Linked DNA regions of Homo sapiens: region 2 is linked to region 1. The links are chromatin contacts, found by Hi-C or POLR2A ChIA-PET in ENCODE. All regions are on one chromosome and are shown on one strand. The core of a region is the stretch at or near the end of the contact, and the rest is flanking DNA. Distances in the headings are between cores, read along the strand shown.

What was found. A loop is a pair of places that touch in the nucleus more often than their neighbours do. ChIA-PET counts read pairs that join two places held with the same protein, here RNA polymerase II (POLR2A). Pooled maps may share reads with other maps.
Region 2: a map of IMR-90 shows a loop between it and region 1 (1.8-fold over the local background). The contact joins two enhancer-like sites. A Hi-C loop is called at or near these places in 6 of 168 maps with a recorded cell type or tissue (IMR-90, ascending aorta, heart right ventricle and 3 more) and 2 of 50 pooled maps. POLR2A ChIA-PET finds 5 or more read pairs at or near these places in 5 of 52 experiments (B cell, MCF 10A, Panc1 and 2 more).

Annotation. Positions count from the first base shown.
Region 1 is chr7:140,194,294-140,201,755 of GRCh38, forward strand. No RefSeq gene overlaps it. Among named protein-coding and RNA genes, the nearest start is that of KDM7A-DT, 21 kb to the left of the region's middle. Within about 2 kb of position 6,063, at least 3 of the 41 ENCODE cell types and tissues checked have a DNase peak (open chromatin) inside an H3K27ac peak, as active enhancers do.
Region 2 is chr7:140,301,796-140,308,995 of GRCh38, forward strand. It overlaps LOC124901758 (a long non-coding RNA gene), which reads right to left. Exons shown (of 2, transcript XR_007060560.1): 2 at 1-762. Among named protein-coding and RNA genes, the nearest start is that of SLC37A3, 93 kb to the right of the region's middle. Within about 2 kb of position 2,681, at least 3 of the 41 ENCODE cell types and tissues checked have a DNase peak (open chromatin) inside an H3K27ac peak, as active enhancers do.

The sequences.
Region 1 (7,462 bases), core at 4,813-7,312:
CAAAGACTTTGAAGCTAGAATTCTATACTCAGACAAACTATCCATCAAGGCAAGGGGGTAAAGAGAGAAATTTTTGGACTTGTAAGGATTTAGAAAATTTACCTGAAAAATTATTTCGGCAGTTTCCAGAAAAATGAATAAGGACTCCAAGAAAGAATGTGGCATGAAATACCAGAAGCAGTGGTACCTGAAAATGACCTAGAAATAAAGAAAGATAAGAGGAAAATGGGAGCTATTTAGGTATTAATGTTTAAGTGATTTTTCTTTACACTTCTAAGTTTTAATGACATTGGATTACATTTTTCTCTGTAGAACCAGTCATTATTGGTTTAATGGTGAATAATATTTAAATAATTATAATATTGTAATAGCTTTTAAGATTATTTTTATTCTTAGAATCAATCTATAGTCAAATCACAGAAAAGTATAATTATGGTTACAGAACAGAATGTAAATATTATAAACCTTGATAATGTAAAAAAAAAAAAGTCTAATAAAGAAATGGGAGGTGAAAGGGAAAAGAAAGAAAAGTATGCAAACTGCTTCATCTACCGTAGGAGAGAGTTAATAGGAACTGCCAGAATTTGATAAACTGAGAAATAAAGATCTTAGTATTTTATTTGAAGTTGTAAAATATACCATAGAAACTAAAGAAGAACCAAAATAATATATCTAATAAAAACTGATTAGGGAAAATGGGTGATTATAGATGCATTAAATTTCCTTCCTTCCTTCCTTCCTTCCTTCCTTCCTTCCTTCCTTCCTTCCTTCCTTCCTTCCTTCCTTCCCTCTCTCTTTCTCTCTTTCTTTCTTTTGACAGGGTCTCACTCTGTTGTCCAGACTGGAGTGCGGTAGCATGATCTCAGCTCACTGCAACCTCTGCCTCCCTGGCTCAAGCAATCCTCCCACCTCAGCCTCCCAAGTAACTAGGACCACAGGCATGCACCAACATGCCAGACTAATTTTTTTTTTCTTTTTTTAGATGGAGTCTTGCTCTGTTGCCCAGGCTGGAGTGCAGTGGTGCAATCTCGGCTCACTGTAGCCTCTGCCCCCCAGGTTCCAGTGATTCTCCTGCCTCAGCCTCCTGGGTAGCTGAGATTACAGGTGCACACCACCACGCCTGACTGATTTTCGTATTTTTAGTAGAGATGGGGTTTCACCATGTTGGCCAGGATGGTCTCCAACTCCTGACCTCAGGTGATCCGCCTGCCTTGGCCTCCCAAAGTGTTGGGATTACAGGTGTGAGCCACTGTGCCTGGCCACCAGACTAATTTTTCTTTTTCTTTTTCTCTTTTTCTTTCTTTCTTTTTTTTTTTAGAGTTGAAGTTTTGCCATATTACCCAGGCTGATCTTCAACTCCTGAGCTCAAGTGATCCTCCTCCTTGGCCTCTCAGTGTGGGGATTACAGGCGTGAGCCACCACACCTGGCCTAAATTCTTCATTTTCATAGCAGGGAATTAATAGACACATTCTGCATTGATAAATCAAGAAAGAAAGGTATACGCAAATTTCAGGTTCTGTAATAACCACCAAAAAAATTAAAACAGGAAATCTCGAAAACAGAAACTTCTGGGAAGTGAGACTCAGGGAAGAATTTGGGGAGGGGAGTGTGAGGTTTCTTTTGCGTGTTATACCTTTCTGCATCATTTTAATTTTCCTGTGTGCACACATTCTTTCTAAAACTAAAACTAAGTTGAGCAAGAAAGGAAGTAAGAGAGAGAGGGATTAGTAGAACACAGTATGATGGGATGAACTTGACTTTCTTTCATGATCTCCTGGTTGCTAAGTTGGCAAATCAAAGGAATTAATCACTACCACATCCTAGGCCCTCTTCTAGGAGCTGGGGGTGTAGCCATAAAGTTTAACAAACAAAACAAAACAAAACAAAAAACAGTTCTCATGGAACTCTCATCCTAGCTCAGAAAGTTGACATCCTAGGTGGTTAAGTCCTAAAGATATTTCAGTTGGGGAAAGGGTCAAAGGAGTGCCCAGGGTGGGGGAATGACATGTTCTAGTTAAAAACTGGGTGACCAGGGAAGGCATCATCAAGAAAGTGACTAAATGATTAAAGGTAAGAAAGTGATGAAGGAGTGGCCACATGGATATCTGGAGGGAGTATTGCAGACAGAATAGCAAGTGCAAGGGTCCTGGGGCAGGAGTGTGCCTGGTGAGTTCCAGGAACAGCAAAGAGGCCAGAGTGGCTGGAATGGAGAAACCCAAGGGAAGTATTACAAGGGATGACGTCAGACAGGGAAGGGGATGGGGCAGGTCATGCAGGCTTTTTGGCCTTTTTAAGGACTGTGGTTTTATTCTGAACAAGTTGGCAAGAGTTTAGGTTACAAAAAGACTGTGGCTTCCATCTTGCTTTTTCTCTCTTCCTCTTTTGCTTTCTTACTTTGATAGAAGCTGGCAGCCACACTGTGAGATGTCCTGTGGAGAGGCCCACATGGCAAGGAAACGAAGGACTCCTGCCAACAGCCAGTGAGGAACCGAGGCCCTCAGTCCAACAACCCGTGAGGAACTGAATCCTGCCAACAACCACGAGTGAGCTTGGATAAGAACCCCACTCCCCACGTCAAGCCAATGACAGTCCCAGCAAACATGTGACTGCAGCCTTGCAAGAGCCCCTGAGCTGGAAGACTCAGCTAAGCCATGCCCAGACTCCTGACCCAAGGAAACTGTGAGATAATAAATATTTGTGGTTTCAAACCACTAAACTTTGGAGTAATTTGTAATGCAGCAATAGATAACTGTCTTAGTCCATTTGTGTTGCTACAGAGGAATAACTAAGGCTGGGTAATTTAGAAAGAAAAGAGGTTTCTTTGGCTCACGGTTCTACAGGCTGTGCAAGAAGCATGCCTCGTGCTGCTTCCACTCATGGCAGAAGGTGAAGGTGAGCCGTCGTGTGCAGAGATCACATACTGAGAGAGGAAGCCGGAAAGAGTGGGTGGGGAGGTGCCAGGCTCTTTTTAAACAACCAGCTCTTGTAGGTACTAATAGAGCAAGAACTCACTCACTCCCCCATCCAGAGAGGGCGTTAATCTATTCCTGAGGGATCCGCCCCAGTAACCTAAACCCCTCCAAACAGGCTCCACCTCCAACACTGGCAGTCAAATTTCAACATGACGTTTGGAGGGGACGATCATCCAAACCATAGTGATAACTAAGACACCACTGACAAAATTTAAAAAATAATCTGCGCTGGAATTAGAAAAATGGTTTAATGTATAGGGCATTTGTAATTCTATACATCAGAATTAATTATCAAGCAAAATCTTGATGGGCAAGAACTTCCATTTGATTAGGCACCGACGAGAATCAAACCCTCTGTGTACACATGTCCATACCTGATGCTTGAAAGGACTTCCCACAGGTGAGCTTCTGGCTCTGTACATTTAAAAACTTGCTCCTGCTTCATTGTTCACATACTTCATTTCTAATGACTCATTACTAGCTCTAATTACAAACTCTTGCCCTCCACTTTCATGTCATGGGTGAATCCCACAGTGGGCAGGAGGGGTCCTGGCTTACAGAGGTGTGCCAGAGTTGGCTCGTTCTAGCTCATGAGGGCCCATTGTTAGCTTTTCAGAAATTTTGGGAGGCAGTTGTTAAACATAGCCATTATTAATTAAATTTTGTAAACTTAAAATTAAATAATACTAAAAATGAAGATAACAAATACTCAAAACTCATCTCTTCCCAGTTATTTCACTACATTTTACTGTCACTGTGCTTTTGGGGTTATTTACATTCTATGGGATTCATGTTGTGAAATACTATATACCCTGGTGTGCTGCTCTTCCCAACTTCATATTCAGTGGCCACGGACAGCTTGGAATAGGCCACAGTGGAAGTACTTACACCATGGAAATTAGCAAACACTATAGATCTGGTTGTGAAACATTTACTAGTGTACCACTGCCTCATAGTCATTCCTGCTCCAGGACAGCTAGCCATAACATAACTATACACAGATTTAACAACAATCTATATAAATACATTCCACAAAACCCAAACAAAATGAAACCCAACTCGAATTTCCTTAGCTGGATGCCCACAGTGCCTATGGTCACTTGTTCAGTGCTAAGAGGAGGATAAATGTGATGGAGAGTGAGTCAGACTGGAAGGAGAGGGCCATCTTAGCCAATGGCGGTTAAGCTGCCTTTTAAATGAGATTATGTAACCTCGTTGCTGGGACCCCTCCTAGAACACTGGAAGAAGCCCCAGCAAGTGAGAGGCCCTGAAACCTAAGCTTCATTAGCTTGGTGGTACCTCTGCCTCTGCTCTAGAACTCTCTGGCTGTTTCCACTGCCCCTCAATGACTCCTACCTGGGGTTGAACCCAAGGGTTGGGGGAAAAGTGGGGTGGGTGGCTTCTCTATGCTCACTCTGGCAGGCTCAATAAACCAATAAACGTACAGAGCAAGGACCTTGCATTTTCTCTTCCAGGCTTCTTATTGGAAAAGAATTACACCCTTGGGCTCGTCTTTCTTTTTTTCTTTTTCTTTTTTTCTTTTTTTGAAATAGAGTCTCGCTCTGTCGCCTAGGCTAGAGTGCAGCGGTGCGATCTTGGCTCACTTCAGCCTCTGCCTCCTGAGTTCAAGCGTTTCTCTTGCTTCAGCCTCATGAGTAGCTGGGATTACAGGTGTGCGCCACCACACCCAGCTACTTTTGTATTTTTAGTAGAGACAGGGTTTCACCATGTTGGCCAGGCTGTTCTCGAACTCCTGACCTCAAGTGACCAACCTGCCTCGGCCTCCCAAACTGCTGAGATGACAGGTGTGAGTCACTGTGCCTGGCCTGATAAGAACTATTTTCTAAACATGACCACAATACCATTATCAACTAAAACCTATCAGAAAAGAATTATACCCTTAGGCTCATCTTTTTTTTTTTTGAAGTGGAGTCTCACTCTGTCACCCAGGCTGGAGTGCAGTGGTGCGATCTCGGCTCACTGCAGCCTCCATCTACTGGGTTCAAGTGATTCTCATGCCTCAGTCTCCTGAGTAGCTGGGACTACAGGCCTGTGCCACCATGCCCGACTGATTTTTTGTGTTTATATTAATAATAGAGATGGGGTTTTGCCATTTTGCCTAGGCTGGTGTCCAACTCCTAACCTCAAGTGCTCCACCCACCTCAGCCTTCCAAAGTGCCGGGATTACAGGTGTGAGACACCATATCTGGCCTCATCTTTCTTTTTCCTATGTGCCCTGTCCTTCTCAGAGACATTAAGCCCCAGTCTCTTGTCCTAGCACTAATAGCAAACAAACACAAAAACAACCCAAAAAAACTGCTGGAAAAGAATCCTTGCTGACTTATCAAAAAGGAAAATACAGCTGTATCTCAAAAATGATCATTCAGCTACAGAATTATTCCATAGGGGTTCACATAGAATAAGGGTCAGGACTGGAACCCAGGTTTGGAAGCTGCAGGGAGGCAGATTTAAGCTGGAAAACTAGAATGAGGATATTCATTCACACACCAGATAAAGTTTTGAATTAGATGACTTTCGAGTCTCCACCTTATCCCACGTTCTCTAATATTTTCACTGTTAGGATGGCAAACACACCACCAGCTTTAACACATCTTTTATTTTAACAATGTAAAAATAAATTATCATTCAAAATATACTTCATAACTTGGAGCTATTGCTAAGTAATTTTCCTTTAAAATTTTATCTGGAAAATATCTGATATGATTGAAAGACAAAACAAAAACAAAAATTCCCTAAGCTCCAAGATTTAAAATTTGAGAAAAATGTTCCAGGTCTCAGTATGAAATGATCCAAAATAGGCAATATAATTTTCACATCTCTTGGAAAAAATACTGAGTCATATTGCCCACCCACATCCTACAAAAATAACAGAAATCCAATGATTCAAGCAAGATACACTCTGTCATTGTCTGAAGCAAACATTTGAGTCATTCTGGAAAATTAGGAGCAAACCCTTGTCAGTGACAAAAGTTTTTAATTCCACGTCCCAAGGAAAATTTTGCAATGACAAGTTCTTTCCAGCCCCAGACATGCCTTTTCCTTGCACCCTGGAAGACCTTAGGGCTGGATACCGCCCTCTCTCCCGAGAACAACAAACATCACGTGTGGAGCAGGCTGCGCTGAATGGGTGACGTCATTCATTCACGCAGAGCACAGCCATACATCCAGCGAGCAGTGCTTAGGACTCCATCAACAGTCCTAGGGTGAGGCCAGCAGGCGGGAAAGGCTTCCTAGAGACCCTCACAGCCCATAGGACCAATGGAGGCCCTTCCTCATCCACTCTGAGCGCCTTGTCCTGCAGTCTTGTCTTTTCTGTTCTCAGAAGCAAGAGCCTAACCCTCTACCTGTGATTTTACAACTCCCTCCCTCTCTATCTCATATCCCTTTTCCTTGCTTGTGTTCCTTTTATCTCCTGCTCCCCATGAACTCCTTTTTTTTTTTTTTTTTTTTTTGAGACAGGGTCTTGCTCTGTTGCCCAGGCTGAGGACTACAGGCATGCACCACCATGCCCTGCTAATTAAAAAACCAATTTTGGCCGGGTGCAATGGCTCACGCTTATAATCCCAACACTTTGGGAGGCTGAGGTGGGCAGTTCACTGGAGGTCAGGAGTTCGAGACCAGCCTGGCCAATATGGTGAAACCCCATCTCTACCAGAAATACAAAAATTAGCCGGGCATGGTGGCAGACACCCGTAATCTCAGCTACTCAGGAGGCTGAGGCATGATAATTGCTTGAACGCAGGAGGTAGAAGTTGCAGTGAGCCATGATGGTGCCATTGCACTCCAGCCTGGGTGACAGAGTGAGACTCTGTCTCAAAAAAAAAAAAAAAAAAACTTTTTTTTTTTTAGAGACAGGGGTCTGGCTATGTCGCCCAGGGTGGTCTTGAACTCCTGGCCTCAAGTGATCCTCCCGTCTCTGCCTCCCAACATGCTGGGATGACAGGCGTGAACCAATGATTCTGGCCAGACTCCTGTCTGCCTCTTCCTACAAGCTCAGGATTCCCGGTGCATTGCCCAGCAGAGTGTCCAATGGCAGTAACAGCTAGATAAATGTTTGCCCTGGAGAAAATGACAACCAAAACTAAATAAATTCTAAATAAGCTGTCTCTGAGCCTATTACTCCTAAAGGAACAGACCTAGCCTCCCCATTTCTTCCCTGGAGGAATTTTGGTGCTTCCAGTTTTCTCATTCTCCTTCACTCTCTAATCCTTTACCGCTAGGGACATCACTGAGATGGCTCCCCAAATGGCACCAATGGCCTCCTGGGGCCTTGTGCCTGGCTTCCTTCAGCTTCCTCTCTGCAGCACTGGACAGCGACAGCAACCCATTCATTCTCTTTGAGAATTCTTCTTCACGTGAGGAGGCACCCCTGGTTTCCCTTGTAATTCCACCAGCTAATGTCTGCTCGGCCCTTTCACTGCATTGTCTTCCCCTTTGTTGCATCTTTCCCGATTCCTTTTTATTTCCG
Region 2 (7,200 bases), core at 1,431-3,930, 100 kb after region 1:
TGTGAGGCATCTTGCCTAAGTAGTTTTCAGGGATGTGGAAGATTCACGTTGGTATGTGATTTCAATCTCTGAAAGGAATTTATTACCTGCCCTAAAGACACCCCAAACTGCACTTCAGCACACAGCTAACAAGTGACAGCAGGCTTCTCGCTTATGTCTTTAGAACACATCATAAAACCTAGTTCCCAGGAGCTGCTGTCTCGATGATTTCTGCTTTTCTTCAAGTGTTATTTGGTTAAATATTGAGATTCCCTCAGCTAAAAGTTATAAGTCTCTCAGAAAGCTGTTGATGCTTGTTCTTCTCAGGGCTTCCAGAAATAAATTATGCACGGACACTTTCCCCATTGATGGTTGTGACACTTAAGCCCTCTTGTTTGTTTAATTTTTAAAATATTTTTGAGACAAGGTCTCACTCTGTCGCCCAGGCTGGAGGGCAGTGGTGCAATCATGGCTCACTGCAGCCTCAACCTCCAGGGCTCAAGTGATCCTCCCACCTCTCAGCCTTCCCAGTAGCTGGGACTACAGATGCGTGCCACCACACCTGGCTAGTTTTTGTATTTTTTGTAGAGACAGGGCTTTGCCATGTTCCCCAGGCTTGTCTTGAACTCCTGGGCTTAAGTGATCCACCCGCCTCCATCTCCCAAAATGACAGGATTACAGGCATCAGCCACCGTGCCTGCCTTCTTGTTTGATTTGTTCACTGTCAGTGTTGCTGAGACCAATAGTCAGTCACCTTCTTTCTGGGCCTTGATTTTCTCATCTCTGAAAAGGAGGAAATGTATTACATCAGAGGTTTCTAACCTGAAATCCCTGGATCTCCCAGGGAATCCATTAATCCCTGGAAATTATATGGAAGATTATGCATGTGTGTATTCGAGGGGAAGGGAGTCCGGAATAACTACCCCCATCCCCTCCCAAAATTAAACACCATCATGCTCAGTAATACCCAATAATTTTTTTGTTTGTTTGTTTTTTTGAGACAGAGCCTCCCTCTGTCACCCAGGCTGGAGTGCAGTGGTGCAATCTCGGCTCACTGCAACCTCCGCCTCCCAGGTTCAAGCAATCCTCCTGCCTCAGCCTCCCGAGTAGTTGGCATTACAGGCACCTGCCACCACACCTGACTAATTTTTGTATTTTTAGTAGAGACGGAGTTTCCCCATGTTGGCCAGGCTGGTCTCGAACTCCTGACCTCGAGTGATGTGCCTGCCTTGGCCTCCCAAAGTGCTGGGATTACAGGTGTGAGCCCCCACATCCAGCCCCCAAGAACATTTTGGAGCACTATCATTCCACAATCATGTGGCTACTTGTGTCAGCTGCAGAGCATCACTTTTGCTAAGTGTCTGGTTCCAGCTGAATCTTAAGAAAAGGTGATTCACTTTGCCTTTTTCCTTCCATAAGTTTTTCTGCCCTAACAGAAAGAATACTGTAAAAGTGCAACACCTCTTAATAGCGTCGCCCTCTGATCTCTTCAGGTGAAGGTCATTTCATTTAAAATAGCAAGGTCCTGAATCACGTCCATCAATTTTCATATAACCTCAATCTGGGTCCTTTTGTATTTGGCTGGCTTGTTTTCTAAATGCTGGAGCTATTCTAACCCTCAGAACGTGTCTGCAGGTCTGGTTATCATAACCAAATGGATGGGAGACGGGAGCATACCAATATATTTGGAACAATTCAACAATCCAATTTTCTCTACCCAGAGAAACAGCTCTGCAGCAGCCCCGAATGGCTACACATGCCAGGTTTGCCTAATTGGACATGGGTGTTAGCCCATCACCTGAGCAAAGGAGGGAAGCAGAACCCTCCCTGCCTGTCATGTTCAGAGCTCATTAGTTCCCACACAATCACATTAGGTTACAGATTTTCTGTGTGCCAGTTCCCCAGCGGTACCCTAGCAACAAGTTGAGCCAACAGTTTTCATTACAAACTGCCTTGGTCAGTATAAAGGAACCATCTTATATTTCTTCCAGAGAGCAAAACATGCTAGACTCTTAAGTGTTCTTAATAATTGGCTTCACTGCAGATGATAGAGGTGGTTTCAGAACTCATCCTCTTCCTAAAATATGTATTTCTCTGTTCTTAGTTCTCTAAAGAAATAGAGCTCCATGGCCTAGCGCAGTGCCTCACGCCTGTAATCTCAGCACTTTGGGAGGCCGACGTGGGTGGATCACCTGAGGTCAGGAGTTCGAGACCAGCCTGACCAATATGGTGAAACCCCGCCTCTACTAAAATTACAAAAAATTAGCTGAGCGTGGTGGCATGCGCCTGTAGTCCCAGCTACTCAGGAGGCTGAGACAGGAGAATCTCTTGAACTCGGGAGGCGGGGAGGTTGCAGTGAGCTGAGATTGCGCCACTGCACTCTAGCCTGGGCGACAGAGCAAGAGTGCATCTCAAAAAAAAAAAAAAAAAAAAAGGAAAAAAGGAAAAAAGAAATAGAGCTCCATGATCAACCTTTGTGACTCCAAGTGTGGCCCACGAACCAACCACCGCAGCATCATTTGGAGATTGCTAGAAATGAAAACATCTCAGCCCCACTCCAGACCATCTGGGCTAGAATCTGCACTTTAACCAGATCTTCAGGTGACTCACACATGCAAATTCAAAAAGTACTCCAGAGAAATCACCCAAAGCCCCACTAGTAGACAGTATCTGCCTTACATCTGTGACCTTCTAGCAAGTAATTCATGATCACTAAATGTGAGCCTCTTTCCTTCTCCCTGTTAAAACCCAGGGCACCACCAGAGAAGCTTAGAGGGAGGAAGGGAAGGAGAAACAGGCCCAGAAGATGAAGAACTTGGAGAGAGAAGGAGTAATGAAGATGGAGGAGTGAAAAATGAAAGGGCTTGGGGTGGCCTTCAGAGCCTCCCCATAAGGGGTTTTAGGCCTTCAGGGTGTTCTCCGTAGTCACACACTGCCTCCTAGAGTTACTTGGTTAATAGTCTCTAAATAGGACTCACTTTTTAACTTTGATGACTTTTGAAAAGAAATGCATGTCTCAGGTTTTATGTGCATGTTATAATTTTTCTTTTTGAGACAGGGTGTCACTCTGTTGCCCAAGCTGGAGTGCAGTGGCACTATCTCAGCTCATGGCAACCTCTGCCCCCCAGGCTCAAGCCATCCTCCCACCTCAGCCTCCCAAGTAGCTGGGACTACAGGCGTATGCCACTACACCTGGCTAATTTTTGTGTTTTTGTAGAGCCAGAATTTTGCCATGTCACCTAGGCTGGTCTTGAACTCCTGGGCTCAAGTGATCTGCCCACTTCGCCCTCCCAAAGTGCTGAGATTACAGGTATGAGCCACCATGCCCAGCCATATTTTTTTCTAATACACATTAAAATAGATTCGTGGCTATTAACATTTTGTGAAGTGTTGTTTGTAACCACTGCAGACGATCCCTGGGGACACCTGATCTGGAAGAATGATAGTCCAAGTGGTGCAGGAAGTCCCCTGAGAGCTGGCACAAAATCTACAGGGCTGGTTCTATATCCTCTTTTGTGTGTGTGTGTGTGTGTGTGTGTGTGTGTGTGTGTGTGTGTGTGTGACGGAGTCTCGCTCTGTCACCAAGGCTGGAGTGCAATGGCGCAATCTCAGCTCACCGCAACCTCCGCCTCCCGGATTCAAGCAATCTTCCTGCCTCAGCCTCCCAAGTAGCTGGGATTACAGCCATCCACCACTATGCCCAGCTAATTTTTGTATTTTTAGTAGAGACAGGGTCTCACCATGTTGGCCAGGCTGGTCTTGAACTCCTGATCTCAGGTGATCCCACCTGTCTTGGCCTCCCAAAGTGCTGGGATTACAAGCATGAGCCACCATGCCCGGCTTTTTTTCTTTTTTCTTTTTGAGACAGAGTCTTGCTCTGTCACCCAGGCTGGAGTGCAGTGACATGATCACAGCTCACTGCAGCCTGGACCTCCTATCCTCCCTCCCGAGTAGCTAGGACCACAGGTATGCACCACCATGCCTGGTCAATTATTTTTTTATTTTTTTTATTTTTTTAGTAGAGATAGAGTCTCATTATGTTGGCCAGGCTGGTCTCGAACTCCTGGGCTCAAGTGATCCTCCCACCTTGGTCTCCCAAAGTGTTGAGACTACAGGCATGAGCCACTGAACTGGGCTGAGGTTCGTACTATTTTCTCATGTGTCTAAACTGCATTGCAGGACACAAGGGTGTGGTATAATAGTTGTTATTCAGCCAAGTTAAAGCAGCAGTCCACTGCAGATCAGGAGGACCACTCACATAGAACCTGCTTAAGGGTAGTGGCAAGAACTTGGAATAATGATTGCAGATTAGGCCAAGCACAGTGGCTTATACCTGTAATCCTGGCACTTTGGGAGGCTGAGGCAGGCAGACCACTTGAGGTCAGGAGTTTGAGATCAGCCTGGCCAACATGGTGAAACCCCGTCTCTACTAAAAATGCAAAAATTAGTCGGGCATGGTGGCAGGTGCCTGTAGTCCCAGCCACTCAGGGGGCTGAGGCAGGAGAATTGGTTGAACCCACAAAGCAGAGGCTGCAGTGGGCCGAGATGATGCCACTGCACTCCAGCCTGGGTGACAGAGTGAGACTCCATCTCAACAACAAAAAAAAGATTGTAGATTAACAAGCAAATGTTTGCTTAATACTGTAAGTTAACATAAGGCACATGGGTTAGGTTGGCTAGAGTCCTGACTACAGCAGCCATCCAAGACCATCATCTGGGTTCAGAGCATGGATCTAAAAGAAGCAAGAAGCCCTCATCTGGATGTCGGTTGGCCTGAAGGAGCCTGGGGGCCTCTGATCTCCTGCAAGTCACGGCCACGCTTTCCTTCACTTAGCAGCTGGCCTCCACAGAGATGTCAGCAATTCGTAGGAACGGTTGTTCCCTTTATCCTTTGAGAAAAGGGACATGCAAAATAAGCCAAACATTTTCTAGTGTGAACAGACTGAGGTGCTACTTTTAAAAAGAAACAGGGAGCAACCGAAAAGTCCAATGGAAAACAGAAAATAACCAAGAGGTCAGAAACTAACACCAGAGAAGAAAGTAGCAATGATTTAAATGTGCGCATTAACAGTTCACAGGAATGGAACAGAGTTTCCATACGCTGAAAGGTGAGTCTCTTTTCCATCTCCACCGAGAGCACAACTTCAAAGGAACAGACTCAAATTGTCGGAAGGGCTAAAAAGAACAACTTTGACTTGTTAGGGATATCAGACTCTGATCCAAACTAACAAAGGAAATAATGTGCTCGCCTTGGAAAATCTTTTTTTTTAAATGGATAGCTTAAAAAAAAAAAGTGCGCCTGGCTGTATTGTGGGCTAGGGGCGGGTTCTGGCTGGACATTAGGGGTAGAGTCTCTGGTGTCTTTCAATCGGTTATAAAAAGCTCCTAGGCCCTCAGTCCAGTCTTTTCTAGAAGTACAATTAATTATATTGCATTAAATATTGCCTGCGGTAAGTGGGCCATCAATGAAGCTGAGTCTTTCTGTTATTTCTGTTTCCGTGCTTTGAAGACAAGTGTCCTCTCACAGAGCTCTTTGTAAACAGACTTTCTGCCAATTGAATAGAGTAGATTAATTGCACTATAGGAGGAGGGAGAACTTGCAATGTAAAGTGATTCTATGGTACGCTTTACTGTAAAAATGAGAGTCTATTGTAAATGTGGGTTTTTGAAAAGCAAAATGGAAGAGCCCAGGCCAGGTAAAAGAATGAATTCCCATCGCACATAGGATAGAGAAGCAGGGCAGCCGGCAGGTGCCGCATGCACATAAAGCTGTTAGCACCATGCCTAGCCCTGAGGACTCAAGCAACCCATGGAAGCTCCTGAAATACTATCAGCCTGTTTGGATACTGTTATCCTCCTATTCTCCCACGTCTACATAAGCACCAGCAATGACGGAGGATTAAGATTTCATCTAGTGCTCATCAATCTCTTAAATCTCTGTTCAGGAACTGACAGTGGTTCAAATCCCAGCTCTCAGCCGGGCACGGTGGCTCATGCCTGTCATCCGAGCACTTTGGGAGGCCGAGGCGGGTGGATCCCTTGAGGCCAGGAGTTTGAGACTAGCCTGGCCAACATGGTGAAACCCTGTCTCTACTAAAAATACAAAAATTAGCTGGGTGCGGTGGTGGGCACCTGTAATCCCAGCCACTCAGGAGGCTGAGGCAGGAGAATCACTTGAACCCAGGAGGCAGAGGTTGCAGTGGGCCAAGATCATGCCATTGCACTCCAGCCTGGTCGACAAAAGCAAAACTCCGTCTCAAAAAAACAAAAAAACAAAACAAAACAAAACAAAAAAAACCCGCCCTCCTCTCTCTCCACTTAGGTCAAGCCAACCTTCTCCCTAACCTCTGCAAAACTTCAGCTCCTCCCTGCTCTTGCCTTTTTCCGCACTCCTGGGAGCAAAGAGATGAAAACAGATGGTTGCAAATGACTCCTATGGACTGGAGCTGAAATGTAGGTTGAAGGTAACAGTGGAGAGAGTACAGGCAAACAAAGCCCAAAGTCCAGCTCCTTCTCCTCAGCTTTCTGCTCCCTCCAACTTTCCTCTGGAAAGTTCTCAACAGTAAACAGCTCACACAGTTCGGGAAGTTTGAGGGGCTTGCACTTTTTCCATGAAACTCTTCAAACAATCATATGAAAATATATTGCAATTATTAGACATCTGGTTTACCCAAATAATATTATATACAAGTACCATTTAATACAGAAGTCGGATTTTACTGCTTTTGGTGAAAGGCCAGAGTGAGATTAAAGAGCAAAGAACAGCACAATGTAACCTGAAGTTAGAGTCAGAGTGAATAACATTGCAAAGGAACTTTCAAAGGAGGAATTATTTCTGGGTCAATTTAACTGTAGAGTCTAAAATAACTTTAGCCGCCAGCTCAGAAGATAAAGTCTAAACGGACATGTCTGTGTCAAAGAGTAAGAAACTAGCTTTTTCTGAAACATTTCTTTCTTTCTTTTTTTTTTCTGAGACGGAGTCTTGCTCTGTCACCCAGGCTGGAGTGCAGTGGCACGATGTCGGCTCACTGCAACCTCCGCCTCCTGGGTTCAAGCAATTCTCTGCCTCAGCCTCCCGAGTAGCTGGCATTACAGGCACCTGCCACCACGCCCGGCTAGTTTTTGTATTTTTAGTAGAGACGGGGTTTCACCATCTTGGCCAGGCTGGTCTTGGACTCCTGACCTCGTGATCCACCAGCCTTGGCCTCCCAAAGTGCTAGG